2 separate regions of the Homo sapiens genome follow, and region 2 is linked to region 1. A link is a contact called in ENCODE Hi-C or POLR2A ChIA-PET data. All regions are on one chromosome and are shown on one strand. The core of a region is the stretch at or near the end of the contact, and the rest is flanking DNA. Distances in the headings are between cores, read along the strand shown.

Region 1 (7,503 bases), core at 1,910-4,409:
ACAACATCCATTACTTTACCGTCATATTTCAGAATTTAACCACACTTTTACCTACTTTTCACGCTAAAACAGAAAATAGAAATAACTTTTTTTATATACACACTTTTTTAAAAATCAAGCTATATGGTACTTGAAAATAAATTTCTTCTTAGAAACACTAGTTAACTACATTCCTAAATGCCCAAACTTGGAAGTACAAAAGTAGATACTCATAATCAACTTCTACTTGCAAACTGAGAAAAACATAGTATTGGAATTTCTGGGTGACTAATTGTACAACTGTATAGTTCAATATGACTGACTCTACATAATACACTCTGAAATCTTTCAATGGGCATTCCCGCAACTGACTTTGCTACAATCCAGATACTGTGACAGCCAACACAGGGCCTGTATTTTAAATTTTAAAACTTTGCAAGCTCAATTTAAAGGAGTCAAGCTAGGGTCAAAAAAAAAGTAATGAGGACAGGGAGGAGTTAATATTCTCCAAACAGACTAAGAATGCTCTCCAGGCTGAGTACTGCGGAGAAAAAACAGGAGAGCAGCTCTGGGAGTCCAAAGGCTGGAAAACTATAGTTTCTTAACTTCCATATCCGCTGTTAAAGTTGCCTAACACAGCATTTTCCTCAATTCCAAGATGCACAAATGATTTGGGGAGGAAAGGAAAATACATCATATTAAAGGGGTAAAGAGGTATACACTTAAGAATCTAAAAACGTGGAAGATACGCAACTTTGAACTGAGGAGCTTCAATACCCTTCTTGCAACAGAAGCACAAAGTGCCTCGGGTTAGAACTGTGGTTTCTCCAAGGCCTGCTACCGGTGTGCAAGCTCACAGTCGCATTTTTCATTTCATAAGCCTAGAGTTAACTTTTTAAATTCGTTTCCCCCCAAACATTCATCCTATTTTAGAATCCTATTTTCCTAAACTGAAAGCAAGCAAACTGGTCTAAAACCTGGAAGTCTTTGTGTTTGTGCCACATTTACAAGCTACAGATAGGTTTTTGAACAAATAACTGAGAAGCTATTGTTTAATATTACTTTATTTAGGTCAAGGATCTCCTCAACATAACTTCGCCATTGTACATAAGTCACCACTGTTACAACCTTCTATCTACTGCCATGGGGCCTCTTTCTCCAAGAGGCAGTTCACCTTTATTATCTACTTTCTAGGGCTTTTTTTCTTTTTTTTGCCCCCCTTCCCTCATGCGAAGATTTCAAGGAAGGTTATTTATTATTTTAACCAAATTACGCTCTGTTGATCTGAACTAGAGTGAAAAATGGGTGCTCCACATCCAAAGGCTATGTTATTACAGGACATAAAAAAAAATGGTAAAAGAAATACACTTAATACTTGCAGCCATGTTAACCAAGATACTTGGCAACTATGGCAAAAACAAAGGGGAGGGCAAGTCTTCATTTCAAAGGTTTCAAAGGGTTACAGAATGAGCAAATATTATTGCCTACAGGTTGCCTCTTTCAGTGTCACCTGCTACCTCCCCAAGACAAGGAAAGTAAACAAAAGGAATTTCAGTAACGAATTTCCCAGGTTCCACATTCCCTAAAACACGTAAGTTGAAGGGAGGGCTTAAACAACTTCCACCTAATTAAAAATCTTCCCTTTTAATAATGCTTTGTTTTCACTGCTCCTATCCTTTCGGAGTTACATATGCTGGTAAGCAAGGAGGAGGGCCAAAAGGGATATTCAAGAGGCTGAACAGATACTATCTTAACTTCTTCCAAATCCATGAAGAACAAGCTGGGGGACACAATGGCATGCCTGGCCAGGCTGTCTGGACCTCATAGAGAGGCACTGGCGTCCCTTCCCAGTTAACAATATGCAAAGCACACTTCCTAACAATCTCCCGACGCTCCGTGATTGTTAGTTTATCAATTGAGCTTAAGTTCAACCAAACTTGGTAATACTCCTCGCAATTGACCTGGAGCCTAATTTCAAACGTAAAAATGCGTCCACTCCTCTAGCGCTGTAGGAAGCTGTGCTTACAAAGTTCGGACGTGGTACAATGATTTTTGTTTTATTACACCTGGTGGAGAAAAAAAAACATAACACCAAACTACGTTACCGAATTCCGAATTCACGGGAGAATGGGGATTTCGGCGACGACTTGAGGAGTACATGACCCAGGACAGAGGACGAAGTGAGCTGCCTCCGGGCCGCGGGCCCCTGTCCTTGGCCACGCCGTCACCTGAAAGGGGCCGCTGGTTCGCTTAGCATCCCTCCAAACCTGAAATCCCCTACCTCAAGATCAATCAAAAGCAGGGGGAAGAAAGTGTCTTCTGGAGGCGCAAGAAAGGCCACAACTTGGATGAATGAAACTGGGCTAAGGGCACCCGGAGCGGGATTTTCGCTGAAGTCAGAAAAAGAAAAGTCAAAAGATTTTTTTTTAACATGAGAGCGATTGCAAGAGACTGGAATACAGACAACGGCACAAACAAGCTTTGGAGGAACGCTTTATTGGGCGCGGACGTTCCGGGCGGCCGGCGGGCGCTAGAGCGGAGGCGGTCGGCGGCAGCCGGCGGGCGGCGGAGCGGGACGGACCAGGCGGCGGCGGCGGGGCCGGCGACGAGGCAGCTTCACGACTGGCGGGGACGGGCCGGAGTCGGGCTGGGCGCCCGCGCGTGTCCTCCCGCGGACCTTCCACTGGACTCCCGCGGGCCGGCGCCGGGATCGGGGTCGGGGCCCGCTCGGTCCGCCCCGCCCCCCGCCCGGCGGGCCGCTTGCGAGGCACACCCTCCCGGACCGCGCACACGCGCAGGCACACCCCCGCCTCCCGCGCGCACGCGGCCGGGCCCGGCCGGCCCACGCGCGCCCCCTTCCCGCGGACGCCCGCCGCCCGCCCGCCGCCCCGGCCTCCTCCGAGGAGTGCAGGAAGGCCCGGGGTCCCGCGGCCAGGGCGCGCGGGGGACGGCGGCCTAGCGGCAGCGGGGGCGCCCGCGCGGGAAGACCGGCTCTGAGGGAAGGTCACTTACCCGCTGCATGGCTTTCAGGATTAAAGCCAGCTCGTAGCGGGGCATGCCTGGAGGATCGGCGAGTGCGGCTCGGAAGCCAGCCGGTTCCCGGGACGCGAAGGGGCGGGACGGCGGGGACAGTGGGGACCTAGAAACTGCTGCGCCGGACGGCTCCCAGGCGGCGAAAGCACGGTCCGAGAGCGCGAGCCCGGGCTTAAAGGCGCTGGCAGCTGCGCAGACGCCGCGCCACGCCCCCTCGGCGCGCCCCGCCCCGCCCGCGCGCCTTGCCGCCGCCCCGCCCCCTCTCCGCCCGCGGGCGGCCGCCACGCCCCCTCCGCAGCCCCGCACCCGCCGCACCGCCCCCGCCCCGACCCCAGCCCAGCCCGCCGGCCGCGGCTAGGGGCGGTGCTGCAGACGCGGCCCAGAGCGGCTCGCGGCGGCCGCACGCCCCCTCGCGACCCTGCCTGCCCCTACCCCGCCTCCTGCCATGCCTGCTACCTAGCTCTCGAACCGGCTGGAACTTTCCATGCCTTCCTTCTCCTCCCGGGCGGCGGGCGAGTGAGTGCCCGCCAGTGCGCGTGCGCTGCGGTGCGGTCTCGTCCGTGCGCGTGCCCCTCGCCCGCGACTCCCCGGAGCTAGGGACCTTCGCGGCGCAAGGCGGGGTCGCGGCCGGCCCGGGGGCTGTGCGGCCAACGGCTGCTCGCAGGGGTTCTGGAACATTCCCGCCCGGGGTCGGTAGGGGGGTGCAGCTCTCGCCCCCAGCCACAACTCTCAGGTCTGACGCGGCTGACCAGGCCCCCTACCCGGCGAGGAGCGCGCTGGCACAGGCCGTGGGCCGCGGCGCGCGGGCTCGGGTCTGACTCAGTCCCTTGGCACTGCGTGACCTTGGGCCTGCTGCCTGTGCCGAAAGTGGGGACCCGAGTGAGTTACTGCACGTTAACCTCCGAGGACGGTGCCTGGTACACACAGGCGCGATACGGGCATTTGTGGTGTGCCCCTGACCTGCCCCCACGTGTTTCAGCGGAGGGCAGGCGAACACCTTAACTCTATCTCATTTCTTTAAATGTTTCCTCCGCTTTCACTTAAAGGCTAGGCTGAGTGCCTGGGAGACCCTTTAGCAACTGTCTAAGGTGGGCAGGGGCATACGTTCTGCCCTTGCCATCCCTTTACACCCACATGGTTCTCCGCCCTCCAGCCAGGGGCTCTGCAAGTGCAGTTTTCTCCAGCGCCCTTCCTTAGAGGTTGAGTACCCTGCAGCTGAGGCCTCTGCCCCTTGTTTGCCCCATTAAAAGCTCTGTACGTGGAGTGTTTGTCAACTTAAAGTGCTTTAACGTTAATAGGTAAAGTTTAGTGAACACTTACTCTGCATCAGGCCCCATGCCAAGGCTGGTGGATGTGTCTCCTAAAATTCTCACAACAGCCCTGAGGTGACAAAGATTCTTTGCTTGGCCAAACTTTAGTCAGGCTTCTGAATCTCATGCTAGGCCCATCTGTGCACTTCCTTGTAAAATCCAGTTCTAGCACAGAACCCCCATCCCCTCATAGCAGATCAGGTTCCTCATCTTCCTCTATCCCCCAGTCATGTCTTTTCACCCTGGCCTGAGTTCTACAAGAATCCTTTAGATCGGTTGAGCCAGAATCCCTCTTCCCCCGATGGTTACTCTTAGTGATTTTACATGGCCATAAATTTCTACTTGCCGACGCTGCATTCAGAATTGGAGCCCACTCTCTCTCCCCGGGTTTCCCTGATCCCTGTACCCATCGCGTTGGTCCTGAATAAAGTCTTTCTTACCATGCTTTAGTAAGCATCACTGAGTAATTTTTTTAAACAGAGGCAAGCACTGTTAACCCCATATTAGGGATTAGGAAATGTAGGCACAAAAAGTTTTGTAACTAGTCCAAGGTCATACAGTAATAGAAACAAAGTACTTTTAGCCGCCCCTCTACCCTTCTGACCTCCGGTTCTCCTACCACACAGATGAAGATGCTGATTGTTATTCAGTGGATTAACCGTGTAGTCCACGTAAGCCAAGATTAGAGTACCTTTGTCACCTTACCCAGAGGTTACCATTTCACATCCCATGCGTCTATTTGTGACATATGGGAGGTAGGAGATGGAGATGAACCCAAGTTTTTCTGAGATAGCTGGATTTTAACATTTTCTATTTTTAGACTTGTCTACAACCCATACCTGTGTGAAGCCACACAGGTAATCCAAATTGCCTGGCTAAGTGTCAATTAACTTCATGTTTGGTTTAAATAAGTAGCGTACTATAAATAACAGAAGGAAACAAGGAATTTCTGGACCTTCAGAAGTGAGTTACAGGCTGGGTGCAGTGGCCCACGCCCGTAATCCCAATACTTTGGGAGGCTGAGGCGGGTGGATCACCTAAGGTCAGGAGTTTGAGACCAGCCTGGGCAACATCGTGAAATCCTGTCTCTAATAAAAATACAAAAATCAGCTGGGTGCGGTGGCACTTGCCTGTAGTCCCGGCTACTCGGGAGGCTGAGGCAGAAGAATCGCTTGAACCCAGGAGGCGGAGGTTGCAGTGAGCCGAAATCGCGCCACTGCACTCCAGCCTGGACGACAGAGCGAGACTCCATTAAAAAAAAAAAAGTCAGTTACAGATTTTCTAGAATGGTCCCACCCCGACTGTCCCCTGTCTTGTCAATTACATGACCCAGTTTAGTAATGAGAAAATAAAGACCCCGTAGTAATATGCCAAGTCAAACACTGAGGCGGCGCAATGAGCTGACTTCAACTCAGAGCATTTCCTCTTGGAAGCTCTTTAGTTTTCCCTTAATGCCCAGGGATGAGTGAAGACCTGGCATCTTCTCTACTCCTTCTAACTTGACAAGTGGTATAAGGAAATTAACCTGACTGCGTAATACCTCACCACAGAGTCAGCATCCCCAAGCCCTCCCAGTCTGGTAGCCACCCACAGACTCATTCCATTTCTTAAAAGCAGAGAGAGGGCAGCTACTGTGATTTTCCCCCTTCAACCTTTTTTTAACAAGCACAGAAGCGGCCGGGTACGGTGGCTCACGCCTATGATCCCAGCACTTTGGGAGGCCAAGGCGGGCGGATCACCTGAGGTCGGGAGTTTGAGACCAGCCTGACCAACATGGAGAAACCCCGTCTTTACTAAAAATACAAAATTAGCCGGGCATGATGGCACGTGCCTGTAATCCCAGCTACTTGGGAGGCTGAGACAGGAGAATCGCTTGAACCTGGGAGGCAGAGGTTGCAGTGAGCCAAGATCGTGCCATTGCACTGCAGCCTGGGTAACAAGAGCAAAACTACATCTCAAAAAACTAAATAAAAAATAAAAAAGCACAGAAGCAGAATGCTTGTGGCTTCATTTAAAAAAAAAAAGATTTTTTTTAAATCACGAGGAATGCTGTTGCAAATTTAGTGTCTTCCTACTATAACTACAAACTTAAATTCACCAAAACAATTTTTAACTTTATACTATGTATAGTCAGCATAATAGAAATATATTACTGCAGCATTTGATATATTAATTTAAAAATGACTCTCTTAGATTCTCCAAAACATTTATTATGGTATGTGTTTAAGATTTGATTAACCAGAAGTTTGATTAATTTTCAAGTAAGTTTTTTTGAGGGGGAATAGGAAAGAAGAATAAGAACAGAAGTTGAAATCCAGCCCTATTTGTAAAAAAGGAACCTCAAGATATGCCCTGGGTCAGTTTAATCACCTTTACCTTCTTCTTTTATGTTGCTGTATAATGAGACTTGACCTTGAGCTTTCAATCGTTAATCCTCAAAGATGGCCATTATTTTTATTACTGAGTCTAACATTTTGAGCATTAACTATGAACCAGAACCTATTTTAAATTATTTGCATGTATTAACTCTCAGTTCTTACCACAAAGATATGTATTATAACTGCCCCCATTTTACATATAGGGAAAAGGAGACTTCATAAACATCTCAGCAACTTGCCCCAAATTATGCAGAACTCAGAGCCTGCACGCTTAACCCCAATACCATACAGCATTATGTTTACCAGCCAGCGCAAACTGAGCAACTATCTGTCGATCAACCAACTTTTATTGTAGTCCTACTCTGTCCTCTTCCCTGGGTGATGGCAGTCTCCCACTCCTTGCACCCATATAATGCCCTCCCTTAAGTGGCCAAATTCTCCCCTTGCACAGACTTCTTCCTGCTGCCATGAAGCATATATAGGTCTCTTCTAGCTAGGGGGAAGAAAAACCTCGTCATAACCCTGTTACCCTCTCAAGTTGTCATTCTTTTCTTCTTCTCACAGCCACATATCCCCAGACCCACTGCATCTTCCAGCCTTTGCACTCTGTGTTCCCTCACACTGTCACCACTGGCCTTCCATTTGTCCACCAAGTAGTTTCCCTGGCATCATCGTCAGGGACCTCTCTGCAGTCCTGAGGGTCTCTTCTTGGCCATCCATGATCCTGTACTCTTGGGGTTTTCCTTTGTCTCCTTGGTCCCTGTGTCTGGCTCCTTTTTCCCCTTCTGTCCCTGAATGCGCTG
Region 2 (7,503 bases), core at 1,740-4,239, 450 kb before region 1:
ATGGCAAAGCCCCGTCTCTACTAAAAATACAAAAATTAGCCAGGTGTGCTGGCAGGCACCTGTAACCCCAGCTACTCGGGAGGCTGAGGCAGGAGAATCACTTGAACCTGGGAGGTGGAGGTTGCAGTGAGCCAAAACTGCACCACTGCACTCCAGCCTGGGTGACAGAGCAAGACTCTGTCTCGAAGAAAAAAAAAAAAGTAATGACATCATCTAGTCAAGGGTCATATGCAGGTAAATTTCAACTCCTTTTATTTTTATTGTTATTTTTCAGGCCAAATTTGAGTCCCTCTTTAGGACGTATGACAAGGACATCACCTTTCAGTATTTTAAGAGCTTCAAACGAGTCAGAATAAACTTCAGCAACCCCTTCTCCGCAGCAGATGCCAGGCTCCAGCTGCATAAGACTGAGTTTCTGGGAAAGGAAATGAAGTTATATTTTGCTCAGGTGAGTTGGGTTCATTGCTATGCATGCTTCTCCCTCCTCCCTCCCTCCCTTTTGTAAAGCAGCTTATACGTTGCTTATGTTATATGCTGACCGGAAACTCTGAGACTTCACCTTGAGAAAGACAAAATTCCTACTCTGAATGTTCAGCGTCTCACTTGTTTTAAGAAGATATCAAGGTGCATTTGAAAGCAACCTCAGACATTGCCCCTGACCTTCCTGGGTTGATAATGATGGGGGAAAGAAAGCCTTCCCTGTTCACTGGGGAGCTTGCAGGGTGCAGCGGGGTAGGCGTGGCTATGCAAACACCCTAAGGTTTGCGCAGCAGGTTTCCATGAATTTGCTCAAGGGTTGGAGCTCATGACCCACTCTAGACTGAGCAGACCAGAGTGGTTCCCTGCTCATGTGGTGCTGGGGGTACTCAGCAGAGAAACAGGAGTCTGCAGAAGATGCCTGCAAATCAGCCCAGGACTGCCAGGTCTGGCTTGAAAGGAAAATAGGGGATAACCAGACTGGGCGCAGATGCTAAGAAACCCTCTGGTTGGCAGGGTTCCCAGCCCCAGGGCACCCACGGCAGGGAGAGGGGTAGCTGGGGTTGGGCTTGCCTTTTCTCCTGCCCACTACCATTTTGACCCTCCTCTGGGGAACTTAGGACAGGTGACCCACCTTCAAGGCAGCTCCCAGAGTTCCATTTGATGTCCTTAGGGGCTGACAGATTGTCAGGGAAGAAGAGAGGAGCTTCTAGAATGCAGCCAGCTCCTCAGTAAAGCAAGTCCCCCTCAGGCTCTGAGCACCCCCCCAACCCGCCCCCACCACACACACACATACACACATACCTTGCTGGGATGGGAGAGGACCCTGTCCAAAGGCCTCCCCCAGTGGGAGGAAGCTCATCTGACACCACGCCAGAGAGCCAAAGTGTCTTTTCTTCCTCAAAGTGAGGACAGCGAACTTGCTGGGCCCTTCAAGTATAAATAAAGCATTTGGGATCCCCGCCCCACCCCTGACCTTTTTGCCCTGGGAGGCACAGGCTGAGCTTTGACCTTGGGTGCCTAGGCCTTCCTGTGTGAGTACACTCCTTTCTGCACGGGATAAGATTTTATGCAAATAATTACTTAGTACTCCTCTGACCTTTTCTGTTTGTAAAACAATGCATATTCATTGTGAAAACTTGGGGAGGGCAATCTGGAAGTGCAGAGAAAACCTACACCGCGCAGCTTGAGATGTAAGAGCTCTATGGACAGCCCTCTCATCACTGGTCAGCATTTCTAAAACCAAACTAGGATCGTAGGTTATTGTTCCTTATTCTTATTTCTTAAAGTCTCCTGGGAAGTGGCTTTTTTTTTTTTTTCTGGCATCTGATCCAGAGTCCCGGAGAGGGAGGTGCAGAGCTGCTGCTGGGTGGGGAACCCTAGGGGCAGGTGGAGCCCTGGCTCCCTGTCCCTGAGAAGCTGTGTCCTCTCAGAACTGTGGCCTAGGCTTTGGACTTTCAGAGCTTGCCTCTGTGGTATGAGGAGCGGGGAGAGACTGATTCCAAGAGCCCTCCTGACCTCAATGACAGTGACTTAAATTTCCATATATACTAAAGTCACCTCTGCTGATTTTCTGTCCATCTAGGTCAAGCGTAATTATTTGCAGTCCCTGTGCCTGTGACTCCCATAGCCCTGGGAGGGGGCTGTCATCCTATCTGTGCCACAACCAGAGTTCATATGTCCTTTTGCCCTCCCCATTACAGACCATCTTACAATTGGTCCTGGAATCACACCTGTCCTGACGCCTGGACATTGACCTGCCCATCTCCCGGAACTGGCGTTAGGTGCTGTTGCCTCACTGCAGTTCTTCCCTGGCAACAACTGACCTGTGCTTATTTTCTCTCCTCAGACCTTACACATAGGAAGCTCACACCTGGCTCCGCCAAATCCAGACAAGCAGTTTCTGATCTCCCCTCCCGCCTCTCCGCCAGTGGGATGGAAACAAGTGGAAGATGCGACCCCAGTCATAAACTATGATCTCTTATATGCCATCTCCAAGCTGGGGCCAGGTGAGCAGGGCCCTCGGGTGGGAGGGAGGCAGGGGGAGACACAGCTGCTGCCCTGCACCAGGGAGCAGTACCACCACTACCCCCGTAGCTCTCCTGAGCCCATGCCGGCATGTTTTGTGAGCTTCTCTGTATTCTTCTGCGCCACCGTCCCTTGTGCTGGGAGCATGCCTGCCTCTTGGCACCACCTGCAGTGTTAGAGAGACTGCGGCTGATCGTGGGGACCCTGCATCACGCCCCTCCACCCCCCGCAGTGTCCCAGGAATCCATTCCTGTGTCCACTGAGCACAGCCTGCGTGGGAGGCCTGAGCCCCGGCCCCAGGTTCTGTCGCTCCGGATAGGGATGAGTGATTGGACTTTGGAAAGGGAAAATCGATGCCCCCTTTAAGAAATGTTATTTTTAATCAAAATAAATTCTCCCTTTCCTGTGATTCTCACCTGGCCTTCTTAAAGGAAAAGGGAAGGAGAACCATAGGCCATGGTGAGGGAAGGGCCGCGGTCGGGCTGCCCTACCCCAGGGCCTGTGGGCTGGTCCCCTACAGAGCTTGCTAAAGAAAGAGGAAGTTCCCGTCCTCTGGAGGGACAAAAGTGTGAGCACTGCGGGGAGGGGGTAGGTTCCTCAGGCTCTTTGTCCAAAATGTGGGCCTTAACTGGTGGAATTGTGAGCAGTAGATGAGATCATCGAGTGAAAGGCACTTCCATCAGCACCTGGCTCACAGTCAGTGTTCAATGCAGGATTTTTGAAAACCATAAAATGTTGGTGGTTCCTGTCCTGTCCTCTAGGGTTTGGGTGAGGAGGCAGGTGTGAGGGAGAGTCTTGGGGTGAAGAGGTTTGAGCCTTCTCCTGCTCTGTCCGTGGAGCAAGTCAAATAAATGCTGAGACCGTCAGCTCCTCATTTCTCCTTGACCAGCAATCTGATGTTCCCTTGGGTTGAGGGTTTTGTTTTCTTGGTCCATCAGCAGTTTCATATTGAAAAGATTACATTTCTGAAAACATTGTCCAAACGGAAATTCCCTCTGTGGGATAAAGCAAGACTCACATTACTTACTGCTAATTGTGGCGTGAAGGTCAAGATCAGAAATGGCCATTTTGAGGAAGCGTGTGCTCCCCCCACAGCAGCTCCTGGCCCGGGGGCATGAGCATGGCTGAGGGTGTGGAGTCTTCCCCTAGGTTAGGAATGGGAGAAAACAGGGTCTCCACTTGCAAAGAGGTGTCCACAGTTCCAGAGGCAAATGCTGTTAATAAAAATTCTGCATACTCCAGAATATACCACTTCCTTCACCGAGGGCTTATTGGAGAAGGCTTTTTAGGAAATAGACGTAATAAAATCAGTTTGTCCTTGGTTCACTTAACAGTGAGCTTGAGTGAGATTTCATATTTCACCTGTGCTTTTCAACCAACAGGATTGCGGAGATTTTGCAAATTATGGTCCTAAACCCTGAGCTTTCTGGATTTTCGATGATTAGTAGGTAGATAAGAGACTTGCAAAGAGGTAGATTTGTAAGAGGCTCTTAACCAGCATTTTCAGCAATCCATCTGACCTCCCATGCCTGAATTCTCTCTCTCAGAGAGCTGAGCTCCTTTGCCTTTTTCAGTGCAGTTATAATAACATTCCAGTCCCACATGTGATAGAGAAAAGATCACCACCTTCCTTATCAGTAAAAGTACCTTCCAGGTTTAGAGGAGTAACCAGTGTGGCTGGAGGTAGGAAGCTCTCCTGGGCCGCTCTTGTCGGGCGGAAATCACACAGTGGTTGGTGCGGTGCCTCCTCGCTTACCCGAACTGCAAAGAAATCCCAAGCACAGGCCGGGCGCGGTGGCTCATGCCTGTAATCCCAGCACTTTGGAAGGCTGAGGCAGGCGGATCACGAGGTCAGGAGATCAAGACCATCCTGGCCAACATGGTGAAACCTCGTCTCTACTAAAAATACAAAAATTAGCTGAGTATGATGGCATGCGCCTGTAGTCCCAGCTACTTGGGAGGCTGAGGCAGGAGAATCACTTGAACCTGGGAGGCGGAGGTTGCACTGAGCCGAGATCTTGTCACTGCATTCCAGCCTGGGCAACAGGCAAGACTCTGTCTCAAAAAAAAAAAAAAAAAAAAGAAAGAAAGAAAGAAAAAGAAAAAAGAAAAGAAAAGAAATCCCAAGCACAAAGCCCTGGAAGAAAACTGACCATGAGGCCACACCCTGTGGGTGGAGCAGGTTGAAGCAAACCTCCTGCCCCTATTTCAGATCCCTGCCCAGCAGGGCACCAATAACGATGCAGTCTCCATTCTTAAACATCTTTCTAGGTGACATGGGCTGGACAAGCATGTGGTGAGCCGGGTTCTCATTGCCTCGGGCACTCACTCATGCTGTTAGCTCCATGAAGTCAATACCTTTACCGTCTCCTTTACTGAGGAGGGAACTGAGGTGCACAGGGAAGCAGAATAAAGTGCCCATGAGCCCTGGGTACTAAGGAGCCAGGCTCAGAGCTGCCTTCATGAGCACCAGAGATGCACACTCTTCCCGTGGCCAGAGCGGCACCCCAGCGGGAGGCCCCAGTCCCTTCATTCTACATTGCCGGGTTTTTCAGTTGCAGAAAGCTCTCCCCACCCTTGCTGGACCAGAGTGGCCTGAACTTGGCCAACCTGGTAGAACTCAGGCTGACATAGAACAGCAGGACACTCCTGGTCCCGGGGATTAGAAGTTGTTCTAAGGAAAAGATGCCCAGGTCAAAAACGTTTCCAGAGCACCTGGCTCCGTGCAGCCACCCCTGCGTCTGCTGCAGGGCCTCCTGTGGCGCCCTTCCTGGGCGTGCACTGCGACCCTCAAATAGGAGCTGCATGAGGGAGGCCCAGGGTTCTGTTTCCAAATACGTTTCTTCATCCATCTTTTTCCTGAACCGAAGTTTCTCACATTCACACTTGAGGAAATGCTGACAGAAAGGGAGTTCTCTGGGTAGTTTAGATATCTGGTGGACATGTGAAGTATAACTAGAAAAATGCATTCCTTCTATACTTCTCATGTGCCTGGACTCCCAGAATGTTTGACTAAAAACAGAGTCATGCACAATGGAAATCTCTCTTTTTCTGAATGAGCTAGCAAAGAAATACAAACCCAAAATATGTCTGGCTGTGTCTCTCAGCCCAATCGAATGGTCACGAGCAGCTGGCCCAGCAGAGCCCTGAATGCTCTTTTATGTTTGCCTTTTGACTCCCAAGGACTTGTCTGAGTGACCCTGCGATTATTTTCCCTCCTTAGGGGAAAAGTATGAATTGCACGCAGCGACTGACACCACTCCCAGCGTGGTGGTCCATGTATGTGAGAGTGATCAAGAGAAGGAGGAAGAAGAGGAAATGGAAAGAATGAGGAGACCTAAGCCAAAAATTATCCAGACCAGGAGGCCGGAGTACACGCCGATCCACCTCAGCTGAACTGGCACGCGACGAGGACGCATTCCAAATCATACTCACGGGAGGAATCTTTTACTGTGGAGGTGGCTGGTCACGACTTCTTCGGAGGTGGCAGCCGAGATCGGGGTGGCAGAAATCCCAGTTCATGTTGCTCAGAAGAGAATCAAGGCCGTGTCCCCTTGTTCTAATGCTGCACACCAGTTACTGTTCATGGCACCCGGGAATGACTTGGGCCAATCACTGAGTTTGTGGTGATCGCACAAGGACATTTGGGACTGTCTTGAGAAAACAGATAATGATAGTGTTTTGTACTTGTTCTTTTCTGGTAGGTTCTGTCTGTGCCAAGGGCAGGTTGATCAGTGAGCTCAGGAGAGAGCTTCCTGTTTCTAAGTGGCCTGCAGGGGCCACTCTCTACTGGTAGGAAGAGGTACCACAGGAAGCCGCCTAGTGCAGAGAGGTTGTGAAAACAGCAGCAATGCAATGTGGAAATTGTAGCGTTTCCTTTCTTCCCTCATGTTCTCATGTTTGTGCATGTATATTACTGATTTACAAGACTAACCTTTGTTCGTATATAAAGTTACACCGTTGTTGTTTTACATCTTTTGGGAAGCCAGGAAAGCGTTTGGAAAACGTATCACCTTTCCCAGATTCTCGGATTCTCGACTCTTTGCAACAGCACTTGCTTGCGGAACTCTTCCTGGAATGCATTCACTCAGCATCCCCAACCGTGCAACGTGTAACTTGTGCTTTTGCAAAAGAAGTTGATCTGAAATTCCTCTGTAGAATTTAGCTTATACAATTCAGAGAATAGCAGTTTCACTGCCAACTTTTAGTGGGTGAGAAATTTTAGTTTAGGTGTTTGGGATCGGACCTCAGTTTCTGTTGTTTCTTTTATGTGGTGGTTTCTATACATGAATCATAGCCAAAAACTTTTTTGGAAACTGTTGGTTGAGATAGTTGGTTCTTTTACCCCACGAAGACATCAAGATACACTTGTAAATAAAGCTGATAGCATATATTCATACCTGTTGTACACTTGGGTGAAAAGTATGGCAGTGGGAGACTAAGATGTATTAACCTACCTGTGAATCATATGTTGTAGGAAAAGCTGTTCCCATGTCTAACAGGACTTGAATTCAAAGCATGTCAAGTGGATAGTAGATCTGTGGCGATATGAGAGGGATGCAGTGCCTTTCCCCATTCATTCCTGATGGAATTGTTATACTAGGTTAACATTTGTAATTTTTTTCTAGTTGTAATGTGTATGTCTGGTAAATAGGTATTATATTTTGGCCTTACAATACCGTAACAATGTTTGTCATTTTGAAATACTTAATGCCAAGTAACAATGCATGCTTTGGAAATTTGGAAGATGGTTTTATTCTTTGAGAAGCAAATATGTTTGCATTAAATGCTTTGATTGTTCATATCAAGAAATTGATTGAACGTTCTCAAACCCTGTTTACGGTACTTGGTAAGAGGGAGCCGGTTTGGGAGAGACCATTGCATCGCTGTCCAAGTGTTTCTTGTTAAGTGCTTTTAAACTGGAGAGGCTAACCTCAAAATATTTTTTTTAACTGCATTCTATAATAAATGGGCACAGTATGCTCCTTACAGAAAAGT

What was found. A loop is a pair of places that touch in the nucleus more often than their neighbours do. ChIA-PET counts read pairs that join two places held with the same protein, here RNA polymerase II (POLR2A). Pooled maps may share reads with other maps.
Region 2: a loop to region 1 is called in a pooled map, with 3 times the contacts of the local background. The contact joins the enhancer-like site here to the promoter of SLC5A3 in region 1. A Hi-C loop is called at or near these places in 5 of 50 pooled maps. POLR2A ChIA-PET finds 5 or more read pairs at or near these places in 2 of 52 experiments (AG04449 and GM12878).

What each region holds. Positions count from the first base shown.
Region 1 is chr21:34,069,234-34,076,736 of GRCh38, reverse strand. It overlaps SLC5A3 (solute carrier family 5 member 3), which reads right to left and starts at 3,159. Exons shown (of 2, transcript NM_006933.7): 1 at 2,992-3,159. It overlaps MRPS6 (mitochondrial ribosomal protein S6), which reads right to left and starts at 3,159. Exons shown (of 3, transcript NM_032476.4): 1 at 2,992-3,159. The coding sequence starts at 3,036. RefSeq lists silencers at 2,502-2,901, 3,192-3,711 and an enhancer at 2,298-3,248.
Region 2 is chr21:34,516,482-34,523,984 of GRCh38, reverse strand. RCAN1 (regulator of calcineurin 1) reads left to right here. Exons shown (of 4, transcript NM_004414.7): 2 at 275-448; 3 at 2,327-2,486; 4 at 5,729-7,503. The coding sequence ends at 5,901. Among named protein-coding and RNA genes, the nearest start is that of KCNE1, 8.0 kb to the right of the region's middle. Within about 2 kb of position 2,989, at least 5 of the 41 ENCODE cell types and tissues checked have a DNase peak (open chromatin) inside an H3K27ac peak, as active enhancers do.